Regions from separate parts of the Homo sapiens genome. Here region 2 is linked to region 1. A link is a loop called in an ENCODE intact Hi-C map of the cell type or tissue named here. Cell type or tissue: natural killer cell. All regions are shown on one strand.

The links. A loop is a pair of places that touch in the nucleus more often than their neighbours do. Peaks named below come from ENCODE experiments on the same cell type or tissue, not always from the same donor. Only the 100,000 strongest peaks of a DNase experiment are listed, where the experiment ranks them.
Region 2: it touches region 1 in a loop (4-fold over the local background); 4 of 110 quality-filtered maps call a loop at or near these places.

Annotation. Positions count from the first base shown.
Region 1 is chr11:37,627,557-37,635,556 of GRCh38, forward strand. No RefSeq gene overlaps it. Among named protein-coding and RNA genes, the nearest start is that of LINC02760, 310 kb to the right of the region's middle. In natural killer cell, no CTCF peak of the experiment used is centred here; no DNase peak of the experiment used is centred here; H3K27ac peaks cover 2,454 bases.
Region 2 is chr11:37,446,267-37,454,266 of GRCh38, forward strand. No RefSeq gene overlaps it. Among named protein-coding and RNA genes, the nearest start is that of LINC02760, 490 kb to the right of the region's middle. In natural killer cell, CTCF peaks have their summits at 3,164 and 3,363; no DNase peak of the experiment used is centred here; H3K27ac peaks cover 280 bases.

The DNA of each region.
Region 1 (8,000 bases):
AACCACTGTTGTACTCTGTCTCTATGTGTCACCTTTTTTTAGATTCCACATATAAGTGAGATCATTTGGGTTTGCCTTTCTGTGGGTCTGGCGCATTTCACCTGCCATGATGTCTTCCAGGTTTATGCAATGACAAAGTTTATTCTTTCCATGGCTAAGTAGTAGTCTATTGTGCATATATACCACATTTTCTTAATCCATTCATCCATTGGTAGACACTTAGGTTGATTCCATTTCCTGCAATAACATGGGAATGCAGATAGCTCTTCAAAATACTGACTTCATTTCTTTTAGAGATGTATCTAGTAGTGGGATTGCTGGATCATATGTTACTTTCATTTTTAGTTTTTTAGCAGCCTCCATATTGTTTTCTATAATAGCTATACTGACTGACATTCCCACCAACAGTGTGTATGTTCACTTTTCCATATCCATGCCAGCATTTATTACTTATTTGTCTTTTTGAGAATAGCCATTTTAACTGGAGTTAGGTGGTAATCACAGTGCAGTTTTGATTTACATTTCTAGATAATTAGTGATATTGAGAATGCTTTATGTACCTGCTGGTCATTTTTTAATTGGGTCTTTTCATATTTTGTTTTTGAGCTGTTTACATTAGTTATATATTCTAGATATTAACCCCTTGGAATACATGTATAGTTTATAAATATTTTCTCCTATTCTGAAGTTATTGTCTCTTCACTCTGTCAATTATTTTATTTGCTGAATGGAAGTTTTCTATTGTACAATCTTATTCGTCTATTTTTGCTTTGGTTGTGTGCTTTTTTAAGGTCTCAAAAAAATCCTTGTCCAGTATTGTCACCTAAATTGGTACAGGTACTGACTGAAAATCTCTAGTGGATAATCATAACACTCTTGGTCACATGTTCTTCTTTCTGCTTGAAAACTTTTTTTTAAAAGGAAAAGATACCAAATGCCTGCTGCTACCGCCCTTTTCAATTGCTATCTTTTGAAAGGCACCAGTATGTGTTTTAGATTGATTTCCATTTCACAAAAATGACAGACAGTAGTTTCAGCTCTGATGGTATAAGCAAAATAAATAAAACATGTTTATAAAAAATAAAAAAAAATCCTTGCCCAGACCAATATCCTGAAACATTTCCCCTATGTTTTCTTTGAGTAGTTTCATAGTTTGGGGTCTTACATTTAAGTCTTTAATTTATTTTGAGGTAAATTTTTTGTAAGTAGCGAGAAACAGGGATTTAGTTATATTCTTTTGTGTGTGATTATCCAGTTTTCCAAGTACCATTTATTGAACAGACTGTCCTTTCTCCAAGTGTGTTCTTGACACCTTTGTCCAAGATCATTTGGCTATAAATGTATGGATTTATTTCTGAGCTCTCTATTCCTTTCCATTGGTCTGTGTGTCTGCTTTCATTGCAGTACCACGATGTTTTTGTTACCATAGCTTTGTACCATATTTTGAGTTGAATAGTGTGATGTCTCAAGTTTGTTTTTTTCCACTCAGGAATGCTTTGGCTTTTGAGTCCTTTGTGTTTCATATGAATCTTATGATTGTTTTTCTATTTGTGCGAAGAATGTTGCCAGTATTTTGACAAGGATTACATTACATCTGCAGATCGCTTTAGGTTGTATTGTCATTTTTACAATATTAATTTTTCCAATCCATTAACACAGACTACCTTCCCATTTCTTTGTGTCCCTTTGTATCCCCTGTTGTAAAAATTTCATAGTGTTTTCAATGTAGAGATCTTTTACCTCTTTGGTTAAACTTATTTTTAAGTATATAATTTTTTGTAGCTATTGTAACTGAAATTGTTTTCTTGATTATTTTTTCATATTGGTTCACTAACACTATATAGAAACACTAATTTTTATTTTGATTTTGTATTCTGCAGCTTTACTGTCTATTAGTTCTAACAGTTTTTTTTTTTTACTGAAGCCTATATTGTTTTTTATATACAAGATAAAATTTTCTACACTCAGGGATAATTTTATTTCTTTTCCGATGTATATGCCTTGTCTTTGTTTCTCTTGCCTAATTACTCTGGCTAGGACTTCCAGTAGTATATTGAACAAAATGGTTAAGGGAACATCCTCATCTTGTTCCTGGCCTTAGGACAGATTTTAGCTTTTCCCCATTCCCTGTGATGCAAGTCTCAGATTTGTTATGTATGACATTTATTGTGTCGAGGTACATACCATCTATACCTAATTTGTTTAAAGTTATTGTCATGAAGGAATTTTGAATTTTGTCAAATGCTTTATCTGCATCTATTGAAAAAATCATGTGGTTGTTTCTCTTTCTCTTAATAAAGTATATAACATTCATTGATTTGCATATGTTAAACCATCCTTGCATCCCATGAATGATTCCCACTTAATTATAGTGAATTATCTTTTTTAATGCACACTTAGATTCAGTTTGCTAGTATCTTGTTGATAATTTTTGCATTTACTTTTATGAAATATACTGGCCTATAGGTTCCATTTTGTTTTTTATGTTCTCATCCAGTTTTGGAATTAGTGTAATGCTGGCTCATAAAGTGAGTTTGGAAGTATTAACTTGTCTTTAATTTTCTGAAACAGTTTGTGGAAAATTGTTATTAGTTATTTAAATGTTTGATAGAATTCAAGAGTGAGGACATCAAGTCCTGGGATCTTCTTTGCTGAAATACTACTTTTTACGTCTTCAATTTCTCCACCCATTATTGGTCTTTTTAGATTTTCTATTTCTTCATAATTTAATCTTGGTAGGCTGTGTGTATCTAGGAATTTATCCATTTCTTCTATGTTATCAAGGTTGGTGGTGTATAGTTGTTCATAATAGCTTTTTATTGTCTTTTGTATTTCTGTGATATTTGTTCTAATGTCTTCTTTTCATTTCTGATTTTATTGTGTGAGTTTTCTCCCTCTTAGTCTCACTAAAGGCTTGTCAATTTTTTATATAGCACCATTATATTCTGGGGTATTTAGAGTTTGATTTATAAATTTACCTCTACTGGTGGGTTTCTGTTTAATTTTCAAAAAAACCTGCTTTATACCTAGGTACTCTAGTATTGGGTACATATATTTATAATTATTGTAATCGCTTGTTGAGTTGATCGCTTTATCATTACATATTAACCTTTTCTCTTTTTACAATTTTTTTACTTAAAGTCTTTTTTAAATTTGATCTAAATACAGCTGCAAAAGCTGCATGCAATTTTTTTTTCATCCGTTCACTTCAATCTATGTTTGCCTTTAATGGTGAGGTGAGTATTGCAGGCAGCAAGGAGTTGGGTCTTGTTTTTATGTTTGTTTGTTTGCTTGCTTTTTATCCACTCAGCCACTCTATCTTTTAATTGAATAATTTAATTCATTTACATGCAAGGTTAATATTGATTAATAAGAACTCACTTTGGTTATTTTGATCATTTTCTGATTATTTTGTAGTTGTTTTGTTCTTTTCTTCTTCTCTTGTTTACCTCTATGGTTTGACAGTTTTCTGTGGTCCTCAGCTTTGTTTCCTTCCTCTTTATCATTTGTGTCACTTATTTCTTTGCGGTTAACATGGGCTAACATAAAGAGTTTTGTAGTTACAGCAGACAATTTTAAGCTGATAACAATTTAACTTTAGTTTTAAAAAAGTACTCAAGACCATTTATATTTTTGTTACCTTAATTTACTTCTTTATCTATTATGTGTTCCTTAGTCACTAATTTTAGATATGCTTGTTTTTTATCCTTTTGACTTTAAACCTTCATGATAGAGGATTGAGAGATTTATATAGCATCACTACATTGCTGGGGTATCTTGAGTTTGATCTATGAATTTCCCTCTACTGATGGGTTTTACCTATGGTGTGTTTCTATTTAACAGTTTTCTGTGAACACGTTTTAGTTCTTTAGCTAGACTACAAATTTATAGCTGGACACATGGCAGTGGTAAATAGATATTTTCTTTTAAAGTATTTGAGTGCTTGCTACATGCAGCTTCTCTATCAGCATCTCACGTACATAGTTCATTTAGTGCTTATATCAATAAAGGAAAGAATGTATTGTCCTTTTTTCCTAATAAGTAAAATTAATTTCTGATAGTCAAAATAGCTTGCAAACATGTTTACACAAGACACAACACGAAGTCATATAACTGGCATCTGAATACATTTTTCTCTGACTTCAACTCTGTAGCTGAGCCAATATGCTATCATGATTCTCTAAAAGTGAAGTCCTTCATAAAAGGTAATAGAAGGTTTGTGAAAATACCTATACATAGAGGTCAATCTTCTTATAATAAACAGAAAATGTGATTTACATATGTTGGTTCTCCTAGGAGGAATATATATTCCTTTAGATATTTCACGTGATACCTGTTACACTGAAACTGAACTATTTTAACTAAGGAATCTTGCAAAGAAGCCTAGTGATTAGATGAATAAGTTATCTGAGCAGAATGGTACAGTCCACAATAACAATATTTCAAAGGTCATATAAATGGATTAATTCAGTAAGCATTAATCGATACTAAATCTCAGGCGCTATGTTAAGTGTCATGAATACAAAAAGAATGGCATGCTTCTTAATCTCTACAAGCTTTCATTTTAGTGAGAAGAGGTATATGTAAAAAAAATTCCTGATATAAAACAGACACTTATTAAATAATATATATTGAATTTAAATGCCTTAACATATTCATGGAGTGCAGATGGATGAGTGATTAATTCTGTCTAGGCAGGAAGTAGTGGGAGATTTAGGATGCCCTATGAAAGATTTAGGATGATAGTAAACCTATGATTTGAAAAATAAGAGAACATTAACTAGTAAAGAACTAATGAGACAGACATACCAGAAAGTCAAGAGTGTTTTCGGAGATACAAAATATAACTTGTTCAGATGCATCCTATTTTTCTCCTATGTATAAAAAGGGAGGGATGAGAAATAGCAGTGAAAAGTTAGATGGAAATAGACATTGAAGCATTATCCTCAAGATAAGAATTTTCTGCTGTGATCAAATATCATTGCAAGTTTCCCAAATACTTTAAATGTATACTTTTTAATACACTCAAAATAGTCTTAATAAAATTATTGTCCTCTTAATTTGGTACTGTCTATTAACATCAGTGGCCATATGGTAATAACAACATAGTTTTAAACACAGTAGGGAAGCTCAGTGAAATAGAGATAAGAAAGTAGAATGGTAAGTTTTTGTAATAACCTTCTAGAAGAAGATTCACTTAAATCAGTTAATTTCATGGCATTCATAAAATATTTGCAAAGGAAAATGAGCTCTCTGGAGGAATAACATTGGTCTCATTTCTTCACACTTTCTTTTTTTGTTTATTTTTCTAAGAAGTTTTGACAATTCAGGAGTGGTTTTTTAAATTTTCTCACATTCTGTAACCATCTTTTTACCATATTTAACCTCATTGCCTCTTACACCTTTTTAAGACTTGGTGGGAAAAAATGAATAGAAACAGAAAAAAGAGGTCAATTCTTTTTTCAAATCTAACACATTTCTCTACTTGATTGTAAAACAAAGAAGAGTTTGTAGTTAATATTTGGAAGGGAAAACAATTTTGTTTTGTTTCATTTTGTTTTTCAGCAGACCAAGTGGTACATATTCTTTGGGAAAAAATATCAAAAACTAAATAAATAGATGCAGTGGATAAATTATAGAAACATTATCTCTAAATTGGGAAATATTCTATCCCTTTATAAACACCACGTGAAACTTCTATTGTTTATAGAGTAACTTCTGAAAACAGGAAAATTTTTAAAATGTGTTTACTATGTACCACTTATAATGTAACATCGTTCTTTTTTCTTATTTTAAATAATCATATTGAAGTATAATTAATAATACACAAGTATAAAGTGTACCATTTGATATTCCCACATATGCATACCTATAAAACTTGTGCACATCGTAATTCCTCCAACCTGTCTTCAGTGGTTTACATATGATTTGTTTCCACTAAAACAAATTTGATCATATTGAGGGATCACATTTCAATGGGAAACACTGTCAATGGGAAACACATTGATCCCCCAATGTGACAGTGTTGGGAGCTGGAGCCTAGTGGCAGGTATTTGGGTCATGAGAGTGGATCCCTCATTTACAGATTTATAGACTAGTGCCTTCTTATGGGGATGAGTAAGTTGTTGCTGTCTGGAGAATGGATTAGCTCCTGTGAGTGTGGGTTGCTAAAATGTCTAACTTCTTCCCTCGCCATGGGATCTCTTTGCGCGGGCCTACTCCCCTTCTGCTTACATGTTGAGTGGGAGCAGCACGAGACCCTGACCAGAAGATGAGCAGATGCTGACGCCATGCTTCCTGAGTTTCCTAGGCTGCAGAACCATGAGCTAATTCTTTTCTTTTGAAATTACCCAGCCTCAGGTATTCAGTTGTAGCAACACAAAATGGATTAAGACACCATCCCTGCCATTCCATTTCCCATAAGTATCAGCCTAATGTCACTATGGAGTAGTTTGTATTTTCTATAATTTTATAAGTGGAATAATGGACAATATAATTGGGAGAGGCATCTGGCTTATTTTATTTAAAAAAATTACTTATAGGTTCATCCATTCACAGTGTTGCATGTGTAAATGACTTATTTTTTTATCACTGAGTAGTAGGGCATTATATAGGCAACCTCCCATTTTTTAATTCATTATCTGTTAATGAATTTGCATTCATTTTCTAGGGCTATCACAACAAAGTAGCACAGACTAGATGTCTTAAAAAACATAAATTTATTTGCCAACAGTCTGGAGGCCAAGTCAGAGATTCAGGTAGTGGCAAGGTTGATTTCTTTTAAGGTCTCTCTCCTTGGCTTCCACATGTGTCTTTTCTCTGTGTCTTCACATGGTATTTCCTCTGTGCACTTCTGTGTTCTAATCTCCTTTTCATATAAGGACACAAGTCATCTTGAATTACGACCTACTGTAAGCACCTCACTTATACTTAATTACTTCTTTAAAGACCCTATCTTCAAATACAATTACATTTAAAGTATTGAGGGCTAGAACTTCAACATATAAATATGAGGGGGTGCACAATATATAAGTATGGGGCACAGTATGTGAGTGCTCAAAGTAGACAGGGTACTGTCTACTTTTTGACTATGAATATTTACTTATAATCTTTCTATGAATATATATCTTTATTTCTTTTGAGTAAACACCTGGAAGTGGAATGTCTGTGTCGTATGGTAGATACCAATTTAACTTTAAAAAAGAAGCAAACTTTTCCAAAAGAGTTGTACCCCATTTAACAATTCCACCAGTAATATATGAGAGTTCCTGTTGCTTCACATCCTCATCAACACTTGTTACCATTAATCTTGGAGTATGTGGGGGGTGTGTGTGTTTGTGTGTGTGTGTGTGTGTGAGAGAGAGAGAGAGAGAGAAAGAAAGACCAACTGTTACATTTTTTAAAAATCTCAATGTTTATTAAGCATAATAAAGCACCACAAAATGCTATTTCAGGCAACAACAGACCACATATGCCATGATGGTGCCATACGATTATAATACCATATTTTACACTACCTTTTTACACAAATACTTACTATTGTCTTATAATTGCCTACAGTCTTCAGCACAGTAATATGCTCTACAGGTTTGGAGCCTAGGAGCAGTTGGCAATACCATACACCTTAGGTATGGAGAAGGCTTTAACCTCTAGGTTTGTGTAAGTGTATTTTATGATATTCACACAGCAAGAAAATTGCTTAATGACATGTAACTCACAACTGTATATCTAACTTTATAATAAACTTTCTATGTATATAAAATTTTATGTATCTATACCTGGAGTTTTTGATAGAACTAAATCATAAAACTCTCAGACTGGTGGCTTTATTATGACAAGGATTTTAACAACTAAATCAATTTTTAAGTTTTATTTTTAATTGGTACATAAAAATTATACATATTTATGTGGTAAAATGTGATGTTATAATACATGTATAGATTGTGTCATGATCAAATCAGAGCATGTAGCTTATCTATCACCTCAAACTTTTATCATTT
Region 2 (8,000 bases), 180 kb before region 1:
TGGCTCTACCTATCCTTGCCCACATTTCTTGTTAGCCTGAGATTATCTGGTTTGTGAAACCCAATTTGGTTTTTACCTCTTTCCTTCATGTCTTCCCTCCTTTTATGAAATTTCAAAACATGTTAAGAGGCTGAAAAAAAAAACTTTGCATTTCAGTTTTTGTGATTTGGGGGGCCCTCTAGACATAGAGCTCAGAACACAGGCCCTTTCAGCCTAATCTAAAGGCAATACTGGATCAAAATGGAATAATGACAGAAATAGCTTCTGAACTCCTATGATCAGGTTCCAGAGCCTATGCTCTTAATTACTACACTGTACTACCCCTCAGCAAGACTATCCGAAAGAATCTTGTTTTAGAGGGACTTGTTCTATATGGAATGCCTTTGAGAAAACCTTGTCAGGATTCTTAATCTGTGATAGGACACAGCAGTCTCATTACATTATGGTCGGGTTGCATATAAGAATATATCAGAATTTTTTTTTCATTAAATCTCTGGCATGATTGCATTGCTATTTAAATTGCAATCTGAAAATGAAACAGTACTTTTATTTTTAGTCATTAAAATCATGCCAAAAACTGATGTGGAAAGGATTACTATTCAATGAGTGACAAGAGGGGGTTGATTTAGTAATTACATAATTTGTGTTTTCACATCTAAACCCTCTCTCTCAGGCTTCCTAGAATATACTAGATGTGAAGCTGTTAATCAATTATATCTTTAAAAAAATTACAACACTCATTCTACTTTTCTACAAATAATTCATAGTCATGGTACAATTGGCATCCCATAGCGATGTCTAGTAGTATGTACTTATTGTTGAATGTAAGAGAGCTTTAAAAATAACTAAAATGTACCATGAAAGTAAATTAGTAGAACCCTTGTTGTGATTCTGAATTCTTGATTGACTTTTATCGTCTTTGTTTGTTCATTCACCACAGGGAGAAGAGCCTACCATCACCCTGAAATTAACAATGTTCAACCCTATTAAATAACACTTAAAGAGTTATCAATTCTGAGTGTTACACTAATGCCATTTTCTGACTAAAATCTTAGAATTCATTTCCTTTGAAACTGAAAAGAATAATGATCTTCTCCTCTTATAATAATCTCAAATCTGCATTTACATAAGCAATCATTTTATTTTAGATTTTTAAGATTTTTTTTGGCTGCTATGTGATAAGATTATATCTTATAATTTTACCTGAAATGTAAAAAACCAATTGTAGTCTTTCTGATTCTACAATTTGGAGCTTATTATAGTTTAAGATTAATGAATTTATTTTATGTTTTCTTTAACTGTGTGTGGAAAGAAGAAAAACAAACAATATTTCTGTGATTGAATTCTAGCCCCAGCTATGCATGACTATATTGGGGAAGCTACTGGTTCACAGAATCTCTTATTGCTTCAAAATATTTTAACAATATTATGGAGCTTTAGAGAATGAATATGGGATCCATGGAGAATAGATGTACCTTTCAACAGACATAGATGTAAAAATGTAACAACAGCTAACATTTATTGAGTTCTTGCTCTATGCCAGGCATTGTTCAAAGTGCTTTATGCGCAGTCTGATCTAATTATACAACAGCTCATGCTAGGTTTTGGTGGGTATTGGAAACCCACTCTGGACTGTGTATTCTTGGGATTTTACTTCTACTTAACATCCTGAAGGAAGAGGCAGAGTGGGTTATCTATAACTGCCCTTATAAGCACTGGCAAGGAAAATGAAATCTTTCTGTCTTTCACATCATGCAGAGAACGTATAGGGAGAAGAGGTAACTAGATTGTTATTGAGAAAAACCTAACCTGTATTACCCAAGATGTTCTTATACATAAACATTGAATTTAAATGTGATGTTTATCTCTATTCTCTCTTTTGACTTTATTCAATAATTTTTCTAAAGAATATTGCAGTCATAAAATGGTAGCAATTCATATTCTGATTACAGTAGAGAGAAATTATAAATTTTTTTAAATGGAAGAATTATTACATGTGTTATGATACTTAATATTAAAGAAATATTACTTAGATATGAAAAATGCTCACAGCGTCAAAACATATTAACTATAAATACTAAGGGAAATGTCTAAAATGTAAACCACATGAATATTGAACAATATAAAATACTTGAACAATATAATATAATGTTCAATTATATTGAACAAGTATAATATAATATACTTGTTCAATATAAAATATATTGAACAATATAAAATACATACAAAAGTATGATACAAATAGAAGGATAACAAGAAAATTAGAATAGTTTTTATTTAAGGAACTTTGGGTAAATTGATTTCTTTAAGAATTTACTTAAAAAATTAAGATGTGAAGGAAGACTTATTTAAAACCAATAATATTTGTAAAGCAATTTGCTCTTTTCTATATTTACTAAAAGGAAGAAAAATTGTTTCAAACCAAAAGTAATTTTGAGTAAACAATACACAGTGGTTGTATTCATTTAAATATAAAATATGATATTTTCTGTGTCATCTGCCATAGTCCATCAATCAAACAAATTATCCTTGGAACTTCTAAGGCTATTAGCACTGAGGAACACATAGTTATTTCCTTACAATACTTTCAGCTTAAATTGGAATTTTTACTGCCCAGAGTACAATATAATCTAGAACATCTTTTTTTCCTAGCAAAAGCTCCTATTCAGTCTGAATTATCTCAGGATATAGTCATTGATTTCCTTAATCAATCCAGAACTGTCCATCTTCACTGGTTGTAGTCGTCTCTGGTTGCCTTATAATTGTATAAATACACCACCTTAGAACTTACATACATTTTATGAGAAAGTATGGTATTCTTCTAGGAAAACAAACTAGAACAAATAATATTCTGGCACAACTATGAGGCAAAGGAATATTTCTTAAAAAAAAAAAATAGCGAATCAAAGTTTGCTGCTCAAACATCACCTCAGGGAGTGGCTCAATTGGGACAGTAAACAGCCTGTGTTTCCAGCACCTCCACCCACAGTAGTTATGAAACATTTGGAAATCAACAGAGACTTGAAAGAGCCAAAAGTACGCAGTGCCCTATATATCTGCAGTTGCAAAAATGCTGCCCGAGTATTTGAGACTTTGGCAAATTTACCCTTCATTCCACAAGGTGGGGTTGTTTCAATATGAAAGAAAAGAGCAAGAGGCTCCAACTGAGACATGCTCTTGCCCTATTTCCAAATAAGAAAATATTATTATTTTGCTATTACAGAGGAAGAAAAGACAGACTTTTGTAAATCTATGAGAGAAATGTTCTTGGTACACTTTTTTGTTTTTCTTAATTCTAAACAATGCTTTATACAAACATAAATTTGAAAGGAAGATTCTGCTGCTTTATTCAATAATTAATATGAGTAACTAAACAATTTGCTAATTCAACAAATATTTATCTCTTCTGTACCAGGCAGTGCTCCATGGCCTGAATATAGAAAACTGAACGAATTAGTAAAAACAAACAAACAAACAAAAAACTACCACAACAAAACTGTTTGTGGAGCTTATATTCTATCAGAGCTATGGAAGGTATGGAAGGGGCTGCTGAGATGAAGATGGAACATACAAATATAATATATAAGCCCATATAATAGCATATTAGATAATAATACATTCTAGGTAGAAAACAAAAAGAATGGAGGATGCCCAGGCTGGGGGTGGGATTGGGTTAACAATTTAATAATCTGATCTCTGAGACGTCCCTGAAAAAGTAACGCAGTTTGTTAATGAATTAAATGTTGGTGTAAGAGAAATAAAGAATGAATGAGTTTCAGACTTATATTGTCAGATTTTTCCTGGTCCATAAAAAATACCCCTAGATAAAATTTAGGTTTTGGACCTTCTATGTCTTGCTCAGAGGCATTCTACTTGGTAGTTTTGTGATGCTGAGCAAGGTCCTAATGCAGTCTAGGTTTTGATTCCTTCATGGGCAAAATGTGGATAATATTGGTAACAAACATATAAATATAAGGATGAAATGAGTTAATATATGCTAAATGGTTATATCATGCCATTATATGCTATTATTTTTTCTTTAATTGCATTCTCAAAATCAGGATCTGCAACCCAAATCTCTCAATCTATTATTCTAAAATGCCTCTCTAATATGCTATAACGTATTAGAAAGTAAAAAGCAAAGTAAAAAGGAAGGAAAGCTGTTTAGACTGCATCTTCATAGCAGGAAACAAATTCTAAAGGGGGTGGAGTGGGGAGGTGTGGGGAAGAAATAAGAAGAAACAAATTGGTGGCATGAACGACTGATTCTACTTGTTTCTCTATCACTCAGAGTTGTCTTTTCCCCTAATTTCTTGATTAAGACTGACAAAGATTCCCATGAATCCTGATCTTGCTATCAATTAGGCAGCATCTCTGAGAACTCAGTTCCATACTTGACATGGCAATATTATGTGGCAGTCAGAAACTGATGTAAAGACTTTCTGGTGCTGCTGTGATAACAGCCCAAGCAGCAATAGGAGAGAGAGGATATGTTGAAACATGAAGTTGTTCTGTGGTTTGTGGGCCAAGAGTGGCAAGACTTCCTCATCACTACTCCCTGACCTTTCTTCTACCGAATATTGCTTTCACCACTTGTTAGTTTCACTAATAAGATTGATTTCTACTACTGAAACTGGCAAAGGTTCACGTGTTTCAAATTGAATAAATTGGAAGAGACACAGATTGAGTGCTGGTGAAACTGGTTCAATTAACTTGTGTATTTGAGTACCATTATGTGACTTGGGTATCTGAGTAGCTATTATGTGACTCAGGTGTTTGAGTACCTATTGCACGAAACAGACCTTTAGATAGTATAGGAAATAATGTCTTCAAAGATAGGAAAATTAGATGTTTACATAATAGCAATATGGAGCATCATAAAATAATTTCTATAAAAACCAAGTTAATGTGGTATGCTTTAAAGGAATGAAAAATCATGTCTAACATGGGATCATGTGAGGCATTATGCAGAAGGTGTGTTTGAAATGGGTCTTGAAGAATAAGGATACAATCTAGGCAGATAGACAGAGAAGGTACTGAGCTCATCCCTAATCCTCACCTTGGTGTTTGTGTTTTCCGGGGAATAGAAGTTGAAATATTTGGGTTGCAAGATTGTTAGAAAACATGCTGAGTTCATGTTTCAACGTCACAGTTGTAGACAAGTTTACCTTTGAGTAAAGTTCAAATGATAAACTTTTACAAAGATTTTTATTAGTGAAGTTCTTTTTCATATTATTGCATATTCTTATAGACCTTCCTCATCAAAACTTTGCTTTGTTAAAATTACACATTGTCGTAATAGCCAGCATAAATATTATTGAAGGAAAATGTGTGTCTGCAATCAAAGCCTTTCCTCATAGTTTGGAGAAAGAATTCCTCAGAGGTCACAAGTAATAAACTTATTGCCTTTACACATGCCAACTGATCTTGATTTAAAAGCTCTTTGCAAGGTCTGGAAACCCTGACATTCTGTTTGTAATAATATTGATCGATTTCAGAAAGATAAAGTCTAACATTCAATATCAATACTTAAAAGTCTTCCCAGAAAATACAGGGAAAGAAAATAATTCCAGCTTTCTGAATGTACAGGAATTAGAATGAAAATGCTCGAAAACATCTTTGAATTTAGAAAATGTGACATATTACTAAAGACTTAGAATGAAGGCCAGATCCCAGAGGGTGTAATAAACACAATCAAAAGAAGCAAACTGATGTAAAATGAAGGCCAAAACAACACTGAAATATCCACTGACCACAGACCTCTGCTTTTTAAACTGTGTGCCTCTTTTAAAGCCTCTGCATGGATTTATTGTTGAACATTAACTTGGGTTTGACAGGTCATCCACATGGAAAAATCCAATGTGGAGTTAGAATTGCTGATTGGAATTTCTGCTGACATATCAAGACTATAAATGCAGATGAGGAAATCACCCACTTAGAGAAAATAGAACTTTGGGAGTGACTGACATAAAAGAGAAGGGTTTACATTGAGTAGAGCAGGGATTATTAATCCTAAACATTCCCAGAATCACCCAGCAGGTATTTTAAAACAGGTCACAGATGCATGCTGGACATCTTGATGAGAGGGGTGTGAATCTTGACAAGAGGGGTGTAACTCAGAAATCTACTCAGTTTTTAAAAGTATCTCTATGTACACATATAGAAATTTTTTTAATTGAAGAAATGTCCTGGAAAAATACTTAAAAGTTGGAAAACAAGAATGATTTTTCTCTTTTTACATATAAAAAGTTCCAAAAATATTCCTGTGCTTTATGTCTCATGTGCATTGTAAGAATAAAAGGAAAGTTAAATTGAAAGTGCTTTTGTATTCACAAGTATTAATTAATTTTTTAGCTTATGTCATAAAGAAGTGATTACTTGTTTATATAAGCATTTTCATCATTCTGTTTTACCAAGTATAAATTAACTATGGTCTCCCCCACAACTGAAGGGAATTAATTAACCAGAGTTTCTCACATAATTTACGAACAAAGATCTTAACATGAGACCTTATTTATTAACAGCTAGCTTCCCCAAAGGAACTAATCACTCAACAATACAAAGGGGCATCATTAAGAAATGGAAATATTTTTTTAATAAATGGATAATGTTTTGATTACTTCAAATGGTAGTACTTAAAGCCTCTATTACAGCTGTTTCTGTTTTTGTTTTATTCTGTGTGTGGGAGAACATTTGACTGATGGATTTTATTTTCTTAATCCGTATGACATTTGTTTATTATTAAACCTCTTTCTTATAAGAAGCTGATAAAGTCAAATTTCTTGGCTCATGCATTCTGAACTTGGAGGTAGTCACATTCTCTAAATTATAAATGGTTTTGCTCAGATGAAAGGAAGTTCCACTTGTTTTTCCACTTTAAGGCATCTGCTGAGATGTCTAGGTGTGCATACTCTTCCTGTCATTTCCATCCACTAAGATAATGACCGTGCTTTGGCATAATCACAGCTTCTGAAGCACTGTACTCTTACTAGGCTAAATTTATTACTAAATTCCAGGAACCACTTCCTGCTCACAAGTACATTCAAAGGTACATATTTTGATATTTAAGTCTTTTTTATATTCCTGTCATTTGCCCCTTTGCCCTAAGAAAATTTCAAGGTAGAGTTTTTAGTGCCCTTGAGAAACATCATAAAATTTTCTTCATGTTAAAATATCAACTTGTTTTACTTGCAATCCTGCTATAAAATATAGGCCCACACTCAGAATATTAAGGATTCTAAGAAGAGAGAGACAGAGAAGGGGGGCGGGGAGAGAGAGAGTGCAAGCCATAACCTAAACATGTGATTGCATATGATTGTACAAAAAGACATTAGTGATTAAAAACTTAACAGCTCTAAACAAGGAAAGCTATAATGGAAATAAAGCATTTCCAAAGCAAGCAGCTGATAAGACTGTAGTACAGAATGGATAAGAAAACTACACACCTGGGCAAGTGGTAATATTTATCTTGGTACAAATGTGTATATGTAGAATACTCTCACCACAACAGTATTTTCCCTGGTGCTTTATTTTTATTTTTCTCCTTGTATAAAGCTTTTAAAAAGAAGAGAAACACATTCTAAAAGCATATAATGATATAAATATGTATGTTGGAAATTCTGCCAGTGCACTATCAAGAAGCTGAAAAATAATTTGAAAACTGTTTTTAAAAATGTATTATTTCAACAGATATTTAATGAGTTATTATATGCTTAACACTCTACTAAATGCTGAATGGCAGTCAACATAGATATTTGTCACTATTTTTCACGGCATTTATCTTCTGGAGAAAGAATGAGATGTGAAAAAATAATTTTTATAAGGTGTGGTAACTGTTAGAATAAGAAACATACAGAATATGAAGGGAACTCCTAGTAATATTGGAATATACCACTTATTCTTTCAAAGTGGTAAAGTCAGAGGGAACATCAGGTAGATTAAAAAAGACATGTTGAAAATTGTGAGGCCTAAGAAAAGTTGTAGAGTTTTAAAGAGTCATG